2 separate regions of the Mus musculus genome follow, and region 2 is linked to region 1. Evidence: chromatin loops called from intact Hi-C (ENCODE). Cell type or tissue: heart. All regions are shown on one strand. Links, peaks and the distances in the headings refer to the core of each region. The heading gives the core; the rest is flanking DNA.

The links. Peaks named below come from ENCODE experiments on the same cell type or tissue, not always from the same donor. Only the 100,000 strongest peaks of a DNase experiment are listed, where the experiment ranks them.
Region 2: a loop joins it to region 1, with 7 times the contacts of the local background. A loop is called at or near these places in 6 of 42 quality-filtered maps.

Annotation. Positions count from the first base shown.
Region 1 is chr5:136,131,996-136,140,317 of GRCm38, reverse strand. Lrwd1 (leucine-rich repeats and WD repeat domain containing 1) reads left to right here and starts at 4,244. Exons shown (of 15, transcript NM_027891.4): 1 at 4,244-4,446; 2 at 5,585-5,819; 3 at 6,268-6,384; 4 at 6,873-7,013; 5 at 7,239-7,343; 6 at 7,890-8,012; 7 at 8,092-8,206. The coding sequence starts at 4,367. Alkbh4 (alkB homolog 4, lysine demethylase) reads right to left here and starts at 4,173. Exons shown (of 3, transcript NM_001347492.1): 1 at 4,024-4,173; 2 at 783-980; 3 at 1-139. The coding sequence starts at 4,140. In heart, for the core only: CTCF peaks have their summits at 2,200 (motif pointing right) and 4,295 (motif pointing left); DNase peaks (open chromatin) are centred at 797, 2,177 and 4,207; H3K4me3 peaks cover 2,656 bases; H3K27ac peaks cover 1,591 bases.
Region 2 is chr5:136,249,975-136,258,296 of GRCm38, reverse strand. Gm30408 (a long non-coding RNA gene) reads right to left here. Exons shown (of 4, transcript XR_868600.2): 4 at 6,436-7,445. It also overlaps a transcript of Cux1 not described here. Among named protein-coding and RNA genes, the nearest start is that of Gm30408, 8.7 kb to the right of the region's middle. In heart, for the core only: CTCF peaks have their summits at 5,191 (motif pointing right) and 7,083 (motif pointing right); a DNase peak (open chromatin) is centred at 5,206.

The DNA of each region.
Region 1 (8,322 bases), core at 162-8,161:
ACTGTTCCACAGGCTGGAAGTCCTCCAGCCCCGGGTAAAGGCCCATTCTCTGGACTACCTTCTGGCTAAAGCCAGGGAGACCCTGGAAGCCTGCCATCTTCAGCTTCTGCTTCCGAAAATTAACTTTAGGGCCATAGTCCTGCAGTGGAGACAGGAAGGAGAAGCAGTTAGGGCCATAGTCCTACAGTGGAGACAGGAAGGAGAAGTGGCCCAGCTTAAGCCATGGCAACCACAAACTGGGCATGGCTGGTGTGTGCATGAAATCCCAGGACCCAGAAAGCCTAGGTAGGAGGACTGCTCCATCTGTTCAGAGGTCAGGGGCAGAGTGGGTGGCTGGGGCTGTCCCAGCACAGGACGAAGCTTGAAGGGACCCCCAACTGGCTGATGTCGCCAGAACTCTAACCCAGCACTATGGTGCCAGGAGCAAAGGGTGAGGGGCACCTTTGAAGCTACTAAGGCACTGACTACATTGTGGCAAGGGAGAGATAACGAGGAAGGGAAAAGATAGAAGGTGAGACATACAGGTGAGGAGTGAGAGTCACAATAGAAACGGGTGATGCCCGGCAGCCTCTAGCAGCACACAGGATAGAAATCCAACCTAGAGCTTGGCATCCCCTCACCAACGAGACAGCCGCAGAGACAGCCGCACAGAGACGCGGCAGCCACGCTTGATGAGGAAGTCCACACCCACTGTGACCAAAGATCCCTAGGGTGTGGCTACAGGAGGTAGCCGGGGCCACTGGCAAAGGGACCATACCTCGGCTCAGCTCAGGCCACCGTACCTGCTTCTTCCTCCCAGACTGTGAGAGCTTCCAGGGGTCGCAGTCCATCAGACGCACCATCTCAGCTTCTTCCTCTGGGGTCACAAAGTCCTGTATCAGTGTCACTCCTGGGAAGGGGAATGCCCAACCCTCCAAGTCAGAGCCCTCGGCCCCTGCGGCCCAGCCTGTGTCTGGGCAGTAGAGGAAACAGCATTTTTTCTGTAAAAGACAGAGATGGGGCAGAGTGGGTGAGCTGCTGACGTGCTTAACCTGCAAGAAGCACAGAGATCTGAGCTCCATCCCCTAAAACCCAAATGTAATAAGCTGGGTGTGGTCATGGATGCCTGTATCCTAGAGCTGGGGAGGGAGGCAAAGGTCAGACCAAGGGCAAGCTAGCCTGGCCTCTTAGAAAATTCCAGGCCAGTGAGACTCTCTCAAAACACCAAGGTGGGCACCTGGGTTATCCTCTGCCCTCTACCTGTATACACATACACCTGTACACGCATACACCCCAAACAGAAGTGCCCTGGAACCAGCAAAGACCCACAATAGCCACATGTGCCCGGGACCCACCAGGAGCCTCTGGGATTCCGATGCTCTTCTTGGAACTAAAGCAACTTGGAGAGGAGCCTGGAGTCGCAGGGGCGATGCAGCCTGAACCTGGCCTCAGGCCTCAGGGCATGGGATTCTCATTCTCTCATTTGTGTTTTTCTTCTCTGAGGACCTGGCCTGAGGCTGGGGGATGTGGGCACTATTCCTTTGGCACTGTGACTATCACCGACCCCTCAGGAGCAAAAAGATAAAGGACAGGAGCCTGCACCAGGAGTCTGAGAAGCAGGGCTAACCGTAAGGCTGTGGTCTGGGTGGCCAGGGGCTGGCCAATGCTTATTGGAAGCCACAGATGTGTGTCTTCCTCAGCCCTGCTCCTGCCTCCTCTGAGACTAAGAGATGCAGTAGTAGAAACGCCATCTTAGGGCTGGAGAGAAGGCTCGGCGAATAAAGGCACTGGCCGCTCTTCCAGACAACCAACCGGGAGAGCTCACGACTGTCCATTAACTTCAGTTCCAGGAGATCCAACACCCTCACACAGACACACATGCAGGCAAAACACCAATGTACATAAAATGTAGGGCATCATAAATCTGTGGCTGTAGCTCAGATGGTATAGGCCTGCCCGACATGCATGAAGCCATGGGTTCCTTCCCCAGCACTGCAAAAAAACCTGTGTGGCGGCAGAGGTCTGTAATCCTGGTCTTCAGGACCATTAAGAGTTCATGGTCATCTTTCACTATATAGTGAATAAGGCCAGCCTGGGCTACATGAGCCAGGCCTTAGCATGTTAGGTAAGCACTCTACCACAGAGGTCCATCCCAAGCCCCTCACTAGGGCAGTTCTTTCTTTCTATGTTTGAATCTGTGTGTGGCATGCACATGTGCCCTCCAAGGCCAGAAGAGGGCGCCAGTGACTTGGGTGTTGGGAGGCAAACTTAGGTCTTTGGTTTTTTTTTTCTGAGACAGGGTTTTTCTGTGTAGCCCTGGCTGTCCTGGAACTCACTCTGTAGACCAGGCTGGCCTCGAACTCAGAAATCCGCCTGCCTCTGCCTCCCGAGTGCTGGGATTAAAGGCCTGCGCCAGCACGCCCGAAGCAGTCAGTGTTCTTAAGTGTAGAGCCATCTCTCCAGCCTGGGCGGTGCTAGGCAGGTGCACTATCTCCAGACCACGCCTCCAGCTAGAGACTGGCTTCCTTCTTTTAGCAGCACATCTTCAAGGTGAATCCATATGGAACTCGCGTCAGAATTTCCTTCCTTTCTAAGGTTATATCTACTGCATGGATATCCGAGATTTTTAAAAATCTCTTATTAGTTTATGGTTTGCCTCTTTCTTTCCTGTCGAGACAGGCTTTTATTTAGTCTGGTTTGAAACTTGCTATGTAGATATCTTTGACCTCCCTCAAGCCAGCACCAACACTGCCCACTCTTCAGTTCACCAGTTGATATAATAAACACTTGGGTGTTTGGTCACTCTGAATGCTGCCATGATCCAGACATAGTGACATATGCTTGCAATCTTAGCTTATGGAGGGGGCGCCCTGGGGCCTCTAACTAAAGAAAATAACTAAAACAAAAAACTTGGCTCAGGCCCCTTTGATCTCTTTAAGTGTCTGTCGCCTCAGCCACCCACAGCTCCTATCTCAGGCCTCTACTCAAGCATTCCCCTGGCTATGCATCCCAGCAACTTGCTACAGCACTGCCAGGGCCATACAAATGCTCTGAAGTTATTTTTCATTCATTCATTCATTCATTCATCCATCCATTGCCCATTTTGATGGAAGGTGTTAGCCTGGTCAACAGAGAGCTAGAAGGGAAACATTTTAACATTCTTCCTGGCCTACCTGACTCCTGATCCTATTAGTATCTTGTAAGACAGATTTGTTTTTGTTTTTCAAGATGGGCTTTCCTGGAACTCCCTATGTAGATCAGGCTAGCCTGGGACTCACAGAGATCTGCCTGCCTCTGCATCCCAAGTGCTAAGTCTAATGGCATGCACCACCACTGCCCGGCTGTAAAGCTGATTCATACAGGTTTGTTTTCCCAAAAAAATTTCCCCCAAATCAAAGCCTGTTTTGGAGACAGGTTTCTCTGTAGTGTAGTCCTGGCTGTCCTGGAACTCACTCTGTAGACCAGGCTGGCCTCGAACTCGGAATTCCACCTGCCTCTTGTCTCCCGAGTGCTGGGATTAAAGGCATGCGCCACCACTGCCCGGCTGCCTGTGCTGTCTTAAGTCGCTCATTCCCTGTCTAATACAGGCGGCCTAGTGTTCAGCACTCCCTACCATTTCCATGCAGTCTCCCTTGTGCTCCGGAAGCTCACTCAAAACCAGACCCGTTCAGTCCAAGTTATTTACCACTGCCCCCCACCCCCACCCCTCACCCCCCAAAGTCACAGAGATGATGTGTGACAGCCGCTTCCCTACTGCCAAGGTAACTCCTAAAACCTGCTGGGCGGCTGAGGTCCGTTCTCCAGCCTCTCTGCCTTTCAAATGCAGAGATCTCGGCGTGCACCAGCATTTCCCCGCCCTTCCATTAATCAGCCGATGGCACTTGGTCCACCTTTTGGGTTTTGTGAATATTGAAGATATAAGCGCTCCAAACAACTCACCTACCGCGAGGCTTTGGTCCTTGGCTGTTTTACAGGCAAGCTGGGCCTTAGTTTCCCATTAAGATGAATAGATTTTCTGGCTATGACTCTTTTCCTAGTCCGTACCTGAAGGCAGATCTGCCAGGGCGGGTCCCTGTGGCGTTGTCTCTCGCAGATAAGACAGGTCCGGATGCCCTTACAGCCGCACTCCTGCAAAAGAGAAACTTCAGCCGCCGCCGCCATCGCGTCCTCCGATCAGTTAAGAGCGCAGGCGCGAGACGCAGGGGCCGCTGGGAGTTGTAGTCATCGCAGAAGCAGGAGGTGGGGCGTAAGGCTGGCGTTCTACTTCCTTCCGGTCGCAACGGACTCGCAAAGGGTTTGTTGTGCGCCACCTCCTGGGCTCCCCGGCAGCGGGCCTTAGCGACCGGACTTCGTGGAGGCGCGGGTTCGGTTGAGCCCTCGGCCACCCATGGCTCCTCTCACGCCGCAACTGCTCCTGCAACGTGGGCGACCCAAGACGGATAAGCTGGGGAAGATTCAGAGTTTGAAGTAAGAGCATGTGGGGTTGAAGCGGATCCGGGGCGTGGGGTTCTTCCCCGCCAGGGTGGTTTGATGGGCGGAATGCAAGGCTCAGACCCCTCCGTCTCCTCCTCCTGCCCGGGTTATTCTGTTATCCGGGATTCGAGCCCCAGTCGAATCTCGCGCCAAACGGAGATGTGGGAGATTGGCAGCCAACGCCCGGCGTCAGATAAACTTGGAGCGAACGCCCTTAGCCTTGCGCGGAGTGGAAAGACTGATGAGATACTAAGGGATGTTGAGGGATCCTGTGTAGCACGGAACGGGCTAGCAGGAACTAGTAAAAACAAGAAGGAACTTGGAAGTCTTGGGCTCTAAAGTCATTTTGTTTTGTTTGTTTGCTTGCCTGTTTGTTTTTGAGACAGGGTTTCTCTGTGTAGCCCTGGCTGTCCTGGAACTCACTCTGTAGACCAGGCTGGCTTCGAACTCAGAAATCCACCTGCCTCTGCCTCACAAGTGCTGGGATTAAAGGCGTGCGTGTGCCACCACTGCCCGGCAACAAAGTACTCTTTAAGGGAGGGAAGATGGGCCACAGAAATGATCTGCAGATAAAGGTGCCTGTCTGTCATCAAGCCTGAATTCAATCCCTTGGGCCCAGACAGTGGAGCAAAGCAGCTCCCTAAAACCATGACCCCCTTAATCACGCTTTGATTGTGCCCATTCCTATCCACACACCACACACAGATACATAGACACTCTGTAATACATAGAAAGGTAAGTTAGGAAGTGAGAAGGCTAGAACAGTTGGCATAGCTCAGTTGCTACATTGCTTACTAGACATGCACAGAGCCTGAGTATCCCTAGGGTTCCATCCCTATCAACACCTGAACAGCTCCCAAGGGGTGGCACATGCCTGTCATCTCAGCACGTGGGTAGGGGGAGGAGAGTTAAGTTCAAGGCTTTCCTGGACTACGCAATGAGTTGTGTAGGATGGGATCTCTTGAGTTTTGCGGCCAACCTAGTCTACATAGTTCAGGCTAGCCAAGTCTAAAGCAAGCTTCATGCTTGCACAAGAACTTTGTTGGTGGAAATCCCTCTGGGACAGATGGGGTAATTAATGGGAGGGTCTGGCCCGCTCCCTCAGCTCTCTTGCTCTCTGCCCTCACCCCAGTCTGTCGGGGCTGCAGCTGCTCTCAGAGCACTTGGATCCCAATCTCCTGGGGCGCCTGAAGAAGCTGAGGGAACTTGACCTCTCTAACAACTTGCTGGAGACGCTGCCTGCTAACCTGGGCCTGTCCCATCTGCGCATCCTTCGCTGTACCAACAACCAGCTCGGGGATGTCACTGCCTTGCACCAGTTCCCAGAACTTGAGGAGCTCAATCTGGAAGGCAACCCCTTCCTGACGGTGAGAGGGACCAGGACTCTGTGGGGCAGACTCAGGCTCCATTCCCCCCCCCGCCCCCCCCCCCCCCGTTTCCGTTTTGTTTTGAGACTGGGTCCGATGTAGCACAGGCTGGTTTCAAATTAACTGTGGGTCCGCAAATAGCCTTAAATTTCTGCTCCTCCTGCCTCTGACCTCCTGAGTTCTGACCATGTTCCACAAAGCCCAGTTATGCGGTGCTGGGGACCAAACTCTGGGCTTTGTGCTTGCTAAGCAGGCAGTCTGCCCCCTGAGCTACATACCCACTCCGTTTGGGTTTTTGTTGTTTTGCTTGTTTGAGGCAAAGAGTCTTGCTCTGTAACCCAGACCAACATCAAACTTGAAACGTCCCTACCGTACTCTCCCAAACGTTGAGATTCCAGGCATGCGTCCTTACTCCTTCCTGGCTTTCTGTTATCTCTTCTTCCGTTAGGTCAGTGACAACCTCAAAGTCTCCTTTCTCCTGCCCAAGCTTCGTAAGGTGAATGGCAAGGACACGGCCTCCACCTGCTCACAGGTGGAGAATCTAGATCGGGAGCTGATGGACAGGGTAAGGATGATGGCGTGGGGGTGGGGTCCTTGGTCATAGCAATTGGGTACTGAGTGGGACAGAAGTGGAGTTTTGGAGCTGTGTAACAGAGATTCTTGCCCAGACAGCCTCAGGTCTGAGGTGGTGAGTCTGTTTTTTTTGTTCCTTTCTTTCTGTGTTTGGAGACCCTGTCTCCAAGGTATGCAGCAAGCACAGCAGGACACCAGCGAAGCTAGACTCACAGTGAGCTGGTTTTTGGCACATGCTCTTTCTTGCTTATATAGCCCAGGTGGCCTAGGACTCTTCTGCCTCAGCCCCCCAAGTGTTGGTATCACCACCATGTTCAGTTGAACCAGACTGATTTCAAGTCTAGCTACTAGATATTGAGTAGTTTCTAGAAGGTGGTATAGTCAGTCTACTGTGTGAGCCGGAGGAGTTAGGGTGGAGGTGCTGTGTGTAGCCTGGAGACCCAGGCTGGGCGGGGACGGTTCTGGTCTTTCTTACCGCAGGTCACAGCTCACTGGCAGAAGTTCATAGCCACTGTGAGCCCTGAGGAGGAAACTGACAAGGTGCGGGCTGATTTCATGAGGTCTGCAGTCAGGGATGTGTGTTACGGCCCTGAGTCGCTCATCGAGTTCACGCAGTGGCGGGTACATCATGGAGACTGGGGTTGGGGGGCGTCATGACAGGGGTTTGGTTTTCCTGACTCTCAGTTGTCCTGGAGAAGTTCCTGGTTGTGAGGGGTTGGGGCACTGTGGGGGGTTGGCTGGGTCATTTCCTATGGAGAGGTACAAGCTCCCTGTGAGCAGGTATTTGGGGAGGGGGAGGGGCACCCGAGACTGTGCTCTGCCTGCTGATGGCCTGGCCTCACCCAGGTGCGGATGATCGCCGAGGAACTGGTGGCCTCAGGTGGGGCCCAGGTGCAAGACGCTAAGGTCCCCGTGGAGCATCCCCAGGCTGCAGGTGCCTCCAAGTTCAGGGTGAGCGGTTCCATCCACATGGCTGGGAGAGCCCTGGGTCTTTCTGCACTAGAACACAGATGGCCCTCTGCATAAACTCAGGTGATGCCCAAGTAGAACAGTCAGCCTTCCCTTGCCGTGACCGCATACATGAGGTCATCGATTTACAAGGAAGAAAGGTTGGTTTGGGTTTACAGTTTTACTCCATAGTTCCTTGGTTCTAAGGTTGTTCATATTGTGTCTCTTATGGGGATGGGCTGTGAATCTTGTGGCCATCAAGAACCAAAGAGAGAAAGGGGAGCCAGTGTCCCAGTGCCCCCTTCAAGGGATGCCTGAGTCTCCTCACCTTCACTGTACTCCAGAGTAGCCCCATAGTCTGCTAACCCAGCCTTTTAACCTTTAGGCTCTCGGAGAACATTTTAAGTGCCCAGCCCTAACACGGAGCAAGGTCCCCCTGTGGCCCAGTTCTTGCTTTCCGTGCCTTTGAGAGGGTGTATAGTTCAGTGTGTAGTCAGGGGAGGGACCTTAGGGCATGGTCACATGGTTAAAGTCTCCTTCCTTTCACAGGCCAGAGAGGTGGCTTCAAAACGGCCAGGTAAAGACCCAGTCACCCTTCCTCCCAGCAAGCGAGTGCGTGCTCTCCCACCTGCTCAGGCTGAGGGCAGTCCTATGGGTGCTGATGGAGGGCAGGTAAGCTCCCCACGAGACAGGGGGAGCAGGCCAGAGGGAGCAGGCCAGGGGGCAACCGTGACCACCTGTGTCCCCACAGGCTGCCCTACACCTGGAACCCCTGCACTTCCTGCAGTGTCATAGCAGAAACAACAGCCCAAAGGACCTGGAGACCCAGCTGTGGGCCTGTGCCTTTGAGCCGGCCCGGGAGGAGGGTACGTGTTGGGCCAACGGGCAGTGGGAGGTTTGGGTCATAGGTTGGTGCTCAGCAGGAGATGAGAAATGGAAAGATACCTGGGAAACTCCATGAGATTGATTGATCTCAAGATAG
Region 2 (8,322 bases), core at 312-8,311, 120 kb before region 1:
AGGTTGATGCAGTGGAGACTACAACATGCGTGTGGGGCGTTCTCAAGTTGGGACAGCTCCCTGCCTGGCCCAATGTACCTCATCCCCTCCTTCCTCCGAGTATCCTGGGGCGCCAGGCTGTGGGGCAGTGCGGGTGTGGAGGAAGCAATCAGAGCCCTCGGGCATTCATGCTTTCAAACTTGGGTTTGTCTGCAAGGTACCTAGGATCCCTGTGTCCCTGGACTCCTCTGATGGCCGCATCTTCCTTTCACCACAGGGCGCTGTGCGGAGCTGCAGATCCACCTCACTGAGGCCACAGCCAAGGCTGTTGAGCAGAAGGAGCTGATCGCTCGCTTGGAGCAGGACCTCAGCACCATCCAGTCCATCCAACGGCCTGATGCCGAGGTGAGCCTCCCGCCTGGCCTGCTCACTGCGCACCCACTCTCACCCCCGTGTGTGTCGCGGAACCCAGAAGTACTGACTTTCCAAGTCTGCAGCCATCTCCCTGGCCTCCCCACGGGGTTTTATTGCCCCGTGCAGGCCACCTTTTTTCCAACCTCACGGCTGATGCCACATGGTTTACTCTGACTAGTAGACAGCACCGTGAGGTCGGCACTAGCTTGTGTCCAGGCACTAAAAGTTCTGGTCAGAGGCAAAGCAAGGTCACACGGGCCCAGCTGCATAGCTGATGGACCCTTGTCCTGTGAACACTGGCACCTAAAGGGGCCACTTGTCCTTTTGATTTTTGAGGCTTTTTTTTTTTAACATATGGCTATTGCCTGCATGTATGTCTGCACTATGTGCATGCAGAGTCCAGAAAAGGGCATCGGATCCCCGGGAACTAGAGTCTGGGACATTTCTGAGCTGCCCATGTGTGGATGCTGGGAATTGAGTCTGGGGCCTCTAGAAGAGCAGCCCCTTAACATCCTAGCCATCTCTTCAGCCCCTCATTTTAATTTTATTAAATTAAATGTATTCATTCATTCACTTGTTCATTTATTCATTCATTCATTCATTCATTCATTCCTATATGTGTATGAGAGAGAGACAGAGACAGAGTAACCTATCAGGGCTCTTGTGGAGGCCAGAGGACAACTGGCAGGAGTGAGTTCTCTCCTTCCACCGTGTGGTTCTAGAGACTGACTTACCTGCTGAGCCACCTCGCTGGCCTGCCACCTGTCCTATGAGGGATGAAAAACCATGCTGGAGAGGGAAGCCGGAAGACCCTAGGTCACAGTAGTAAAGCCTTACACACCAGGGCAGTGTGTGGCCAGGGGGGAAGCAGGCTGCCGGACCCCGGCCGCCAGAGCTGCAGTGGGCCCTGTGCACACGCTGTGTCTGGTCCAGGCCAGCAGACTCACGAGCTCCAGCTCCCACAGTGACACTGCCCACCCTGGAAAGTCCCCCACCGTGCTGCAAATAAGGCTTATCTTTTCCTTTTTACCCTGCAGGGAGCTTCCGAGCAAGGCCTAGAGAAGATTCCAGAACCCATCAAGGAAGCTACAGCTCTGTTCTATGGTGAGGAAGGCCTGGCCAAATAACACTCACCCAAGGAGTTAGGGGCCAAGGAAAGCCCTTGGAGCCTGTTAGGAACTCAGATTCCCAAAGTTTATGTTCTCCCTCCAAGCAAGAAGGGGCCTGTCCCAGCAATGCAGCCTCTGTCTCTATGGCTTGCCAGTGACCTCAGGAAAGGGTGCTGTGGGCTGCTCCTAGCTCCCCAGAGCCTTCAGCGTGCCCGTGTTTCTCTGGCATTCCACCCCCACCACTGTCACCATCTCCACTGCTGCATTTGGAGCTATTGTAGGACATCACAGATCTTAGATGGGGCACCCCCACCGCAGCTCACCAGACATGATGCAAGGTCCCATTTAGCTCAAGTCATGGGAAGGAAATGTTGGGACCTGGCTCTCTGTCAGTACAGATGGGGGCAGGGTACCACCATGACACCCAAGCCGTTTCCTGCGATCTCCTAGGACCCTCAATGTCATCCAGTGGGACCCTTCCAGAAGGCCAGGTGGACTCCCTGCTTTCCATCATCTCCAGCCAAAGGGAACGTTTCCGCACCCGGAACCAAGAGCTGGAAGCCGTGAGTCCCACCCTACTTCCTGTTCCCCGTAGGCTTCAAATCTGAGGACACAAATGTAGAAAGACATAGGCTTGGGGAAAACAACAGATACTGAACTGGCAATAGGATTAGATGTACTCCATGCAGTTGAGACTTCCTGGAGGAGGCTGTGCCACTTTGGGCTTTAAGAAGTATTCACGAACTCAAAGTAAAGAACACTGGGGATTTTTTTCAGGGTTGGAAGAAGGAGATATAGAACACAAGACCCAAGGGTGGGCACCAGACTGCCTGGAATACCCACAGATGCTATGAGCAGGAGTGCAGTAGAGTGTACCTGGGCCACTCAGGCACAAAGCCACCGGGTTCAACCATCCACAGAGGAAATCTGCAGCACGTTGGAAAATGGGAAAAAAGAATGGATGGGAGAGAGTATGGCTGACCCCAATAAGAAAGGATTTTATGCCAGGACTGGTGGCACAGGTCTATAATCCCATTTTCTGAAGAGGCTGAAACAGAATATCTTAAATTCAAAGCCAGCCTGGGCAATTTAGAAAGACCCTGTTTCAAGAAAAGAAAAGGCTGAAGATATAAGTCAGTGGTAGGGCTGGGATGTGCCTCAACAGAATAGCCCCTGCCTAGAATCCCCCAGGGAGGGGCTGGGGATGTGGCTCAGTGGTAGAGCCCCTGCCTAGAATCAACCAGTGAGGGGCTGGGGGCGTGGCTCAGCAGTAGAGCCCCTGCCTAGAATCCCCCAATGAGGGGGCTGGGGGCGTGGCTCAGTGGTAGAGCCCCAGCCTAGATTCCCCCAGTGAGGGGCTGGGGGCGTGGCTCAGTGGTAGAGCTCCTGCCTAGAATCCCCCAATGAGGGGCTGGGGGCGTGGCTCAGTGGTAGAGCCCCTGCCTAGAATCCCCCAGGGAGGGGCTGGGGGCGTGGCTCAGTGGTAGAGCCCCGCCTAGAATCCCCCAGGGAGGGGCTGGGGGCGTGGCTCAGTGGTAGAGCCCCTGCCTAGAATCCCCCAGGGAGGGGCTGGGGGCGTGGCTCAGTGGTAGAGCACCTGCCTAGAATCCCCCAGGGAGGGGCTGGGGGCGTGGCTCAGTGGTAGAGCACCTGCCTAGAATCCCCCAGGGAGGGGCTGGGGGCGTGGCTCAGTGGTAGAGCACCTGCCTGGCATAATATAAGGCCTTAGGTTCCATCCCCAGGACTAAAAGCAAAAAAGATGGGGTGTAGAGGAGGAGAGGTTTGGGAGGGGAGGTCATGGTTTCAGACCTTTCGATATGTTCTGGGTTAGCATGGTTGCCTTGGGCTGTGGCCAGGCAGCATATCATGGAGACGCATATGATAAAGGCAAGCTGCTTATTTTATGGCTGCCAGTAAGCAATGAAATAGGAAGGGTTGGAGTCTCCGTATTCTCTCCAGGTGCACACCTCCAATCGCATAGCTTGTTCCCATGAGGCCCCGCCTTCTCAAGGTTCTCCCCTCTCAATACCCCCCTAGACTGGAGAATAAGCCTTCAGCACACAATCTCTGAAAGGCATAAGGATCCAAAACATAAGGCTGGAGAGGTGGCTCAGAGGTTGAGAGTACTTACTGCTCTTGAGGAGGAGCCAGGTTCATTTCCCAGTTGCCTGGCAATCCACAACTGTCTGTAACTTCATCCCCAGGGGAATCTGATACCCTGTTCTGGCCTCTGTGTGAGCCATATACTCATACACATAAAATAAAAGTAAATCTTCTTAAAATGCCATTTTAAATGACCCAAACATAACAAATAGAAAATTCAAATATGAAGAAATTGACTTTCCTGCAAAAAGACTTTCTAGCTGGGGCATCTGTGAGGAGAGTCAGCACTTCAGGCCCATGAGAGGCTGGGGAGATGCTCAGCGGGTAAAGTGTTCACTGTGCAAACATGAGGACCTAAGTTCAATCCCCAGAACCCATCTCTAGCATCCACAGACACACACACACTTTTACATGCAAATATTCACACACCAAGACACAGAAAAGGCCCCAGGCAAATGAAGCCCTCACATCTCACCTTTGTCCATCTTTGCCCTGCCCCCATTCCCAGGAGAGCCGCATGGCCCAGCACACCATCCAGGCCCTGCAGAGCGAGCTGGACAGCCTGCGCGCTGACAACATCAAACTCTTTGAGAAGATCAAGTTCCTGCAGAGTTACCCTGGCAGAGTGAGTCCCCCACCCCCACCCCACACGTGCTCCTCTTCTTCCCAGAGAAACTATGGATGGCGTGTGGGGCAAGATCAGGGAGCGTTAAGCAGTAATCCACTGGGTGGTCAGCACCAGGGGGACCCCCAAAGATACACACCTCCCTTCCCACCTGTCAGCTGTCTGCTCCGTGCATAGTACCTGAAGATGGTGGAAGGCAGACATGGGAGGCTCACTAATTGGAGTCCAGCCTAGACTTCCTAATGAGACTCTGTCTAAAAAACGGATTACAATCGTTGGAGAGACACTATTTTCTGACTTCTGTGGGCACTGCACACGTGTGGCACACACACATACATGTAGGCAAACCACACATACACACAAAAACTACATTTTAGAAAAAAACAAAAAATATAAAGACCATCTATAATGCACACCCCAAAAACAATGAACAGAAAAGGCTAGAAGCCTGTTTGTTGTGGTGGCTTTTTCGAGGCCCCAGGCCTCCCAGGCAGGGTCCACCATGCACACAGAAACCCCTTCCGCAGCTCAGGGAAGGCAGAAGGTAGGAAAAGAGCTGGGGGAGATGGCTCCAGGGGTGAGATGCTTGCCATGCAAACCTGTGGACTAGAGTTCAGATCCCTGGCTCCCACGTAAATGGCAGCTAGGCGTGGCAGCCTGCCTGTAAGTCCAGAATTCCGAAGGCAGAGGGGCAAGCTTTAGCTCGGCTAGCTGTAAAGACAAGCTGTAGTTCGAGCGAGAGCTCTTGCCTCAGTGAATAAGTGGAGTATAATCGAGGAAGACTCCTGACCTCAGGGCCTCCGTGCTTGCACATGTACGCGTGCATACGTGTGCACGCGCGCATGTACACAGAGACACAGAAAAGAAAAGAAACTGAGGGAGAGAGGAAGCTGGGATGTCTGTGGCCTTAATAAGACCCATTCCCACCCAAATGAAGCAACAGCCCTCTTTAGGCCACTAGAGGGCACCCGGGTTCCGCAAACCAGAGCCTCCAGGGGCTGTTAGGAAAAGCGCCTCCTGGCTACCTCAGGCCCTTTCCGCGTAGCTAGCTCAGCGGCACTCACCTGTGGCCCTAACTTCTTGGGAGGCCGAGACAAGAGGATCACTAAAGGCCGGAAGTTCAAGGTTCCCGAAAACACACATACACAAAACTGCCCCTCCCACTGGGAACTGTGACTTGTACATTCCAGCCTTTCTAAGATTTAGCTCCCCAGTGGAACTGTGACCCGCCTCCCCACCCTCGTCCCCTTCCCCCCTACACATACCCACACACGCGCGCACACACACACACACACACACCCTGGCCCGTGCCACAACATGCTGGTCCTATTAGCACTGGCGCCCTGCCGCCCTCCCCTCCAGTTCTAATCCTGTCCTCCCTGGAGCCCAGACTCCCAAACCCCTGATGACTGACTGCGTGTACCCTCTTTCTCCATGCAGGGTATCGGCAGTGACGACACGGAGCTGCGATACTCCTCCCAATACGAGGAACGCCTGGACCCTTTCTCCTCCTTCAGCAAGAGGGTGAGTAGGAACTCTGGGGCTGAGAATGTAGCTCCGGGGTACAGTGCTGCCTAGAGTCCTCCATGAGGGTCTGTGGGCCTGACCCAGCCATAGAGCTATAAAACAATGTCCTTTGCTCCCTGTGTCCTGCCTTCTCATGCACACTCTCCCGAACTGCTGGGCCACCTCTGAACCCCTCAGGTGTAATGTAAACTGTGGGCCAGTGAACAGCAACAGTTCTTTTTTTTTTTCCCATATTTATTTATTTTTTATTAGGTATCTTCCTCATTTACATTTCCAATGCTATCCCAAAAGTCCCCCATACCCACCCACCCCCACTCCCCTACCCACCCACTCCCCCTTTTTGGCCCTGGCGTTCCCCTGTACTGGGGCATATAAAGTTTGCAAATCCAATGGGCCTCTCTTTCCAGTGATGGCCGACAAGGCCATCTTTTGATACATATGCAGCTAGAGACAAGAGCTCCGGGGTACTGGTTAGTTCATAATGTTGCACCTACAGGGTTGCAGATCTCTTTAGCTCCTTGGGTACTTTCTCTAGTTCCTCCATTGGGGGCCCTGTGATCTATCCAATAGGAACAGCAGCGGTTCTCAGCCTTCCCAGTACTGCCGCCCTTTCATACAGTTCCTCGTGTTGTGACCCCCAACCTTAAAGTTATTTTCATTGCTACTTCATGACTGCAATGTTGCTGCTGCTATGAATTGTAATGTAAATGTCTGATATGCAGAATGGTCTTAGGTGACCCCTGTGAAAGGAGTCACGACCCACCCGACCCACTGGTTGAGAACTACTGGTGAACAGGTTAACCCAGAGTACACCTATAGGGACAGGCAGATCAGCAAAGGGGTCACAACTCCCTGTGTCAGGTGACTGGGGGCAGGAACCACTCCAAGCCTCTCCTAGATTATAGAAGCTGTGCCCATGAAGGACTTTCCTACAGGCAGAAGGGGCTGCTAGATTAGGGAGCCCAGGCTCTCATATTGAGTGTGACACAGATTAGGCACCCAGGGAATCCTTGCAGCCCTCTGGTGTTGTAAAGTAACATGAAGATTCAGGCGGCTTTACACAGGTCCCCTCTCTCTGTGGGACCCTTCCTCCATGTCTCTCTGTCCTTCAGGAGCGGCAGAGGAAGTACCTGGGCCTGAGCCCCTGGGACAAGGCCACACTTGGCATGGTGAGTCCATACCCTTGTATCCACCTGTGGTGGATGTTCGTCTTTGTTCTTCATCCCCTCTGAAGAAGCTCTGAGATCATGCAACCCTCTTCTGGGCCCTTCTGGGACAGCTCCTTGGATAGCCTCGTTGACTGTAGTTTCAGAAACTGGCCTGCAGGAGGCACCATTTGCCAGAAACTGTACCGGGTGCTGGGTGTCGGTCGCTCTGCAGATGCAGTGTTTGCTGAGCACACAGGACTTGAGTTTGAGTCACCATGATACCTGCCTGGTGCCATGACAAGCTCCTGAAACCAGCATTAGCGGGGTGGGGGGATTGGAGTGGTGGGACTCAGAGAAATGTGAGGTTTGCTGGCTGCCGAGTTTAGCCAAATCTGGGCTCCAGGTTCTCAAAGGGACAGTCTTTAAAAACAATTTTAAAAAAGTGGATCCAGGCACAGTGGGCCGCATGGCAGAGGCAAGAGGGTCTCTGTGTGATCAAAGGCACACATTGGGAGTTCCAGGCCAGCCAGACTAAAGAGCCTGTTTCAATAAAATAAATAAAAGTGGCAGGTGATTAAAGAAGACACCTGACACCTGACACCGACTTCTGGCTTCCACGGATGTGTGTGTACATGCATGCACCCAAAGAACTCACCTTTGCCGTCTGAGTATCCCCATTTGTCCCGGGGGAAAGTAGCCCCCCACCCACCCCCCACCCCCGCCTGCATACCTCTTCAGAAAGGAGCACAGAGCAACCCTGCCCTACATCCCCTTTGTTTGCCTTCAGGGCCGTCTGATTCTCTCCAACAAGATGGCCCGCACCATCAGCTTCTTTTACACCTTGTTCCTGCACTGCCTGGTCTTTCTGGTGAGTGTGCACACATTGGCCACCGTGTCTCCAAGCCTTTCTGGGTGGCAGAGTGCTGCTACAGTGTAGAGGGTTTCCTGAGCCCTCTACCCCTAACCCCCCGTGCCATGTCCTCAGCGCTGGCTCACTTCTGTCTCCTCCCCAAGGCTGAGGACTTCAATGCATTCTAGAGAGAAGAAACACCCCAATATCAGGCCCCCAGGCTGGAACACAGCCAAGCTATTCTGGAGAGGAGGCCAGGGACCCAGGCCTGCGAGGGCTTTGTGGGAAGATGATTAAGGAACTAGGCATACAGATGAAGGAAGGCTTGTCATCCCAACTACTAAGGAGGCTGAAGCAGGAGGATCACAAGTTCAAGCCCTGCCTGGGTTACACAGCATGTCCGAAGACAATCTGGACAACTTAATGAGACCTTCTCTCAAAAAGTACAAAGACAAGTAGAGATATAGTTCAGTAGTAGAGTCCCTGTCTAGAATCCCCAGTGAGGGGCTGGGGGCGTGGCTCAGTGGTAGAGCCCCTGCCTAGAATCCCCCAGTGAGGGGCTGGGGG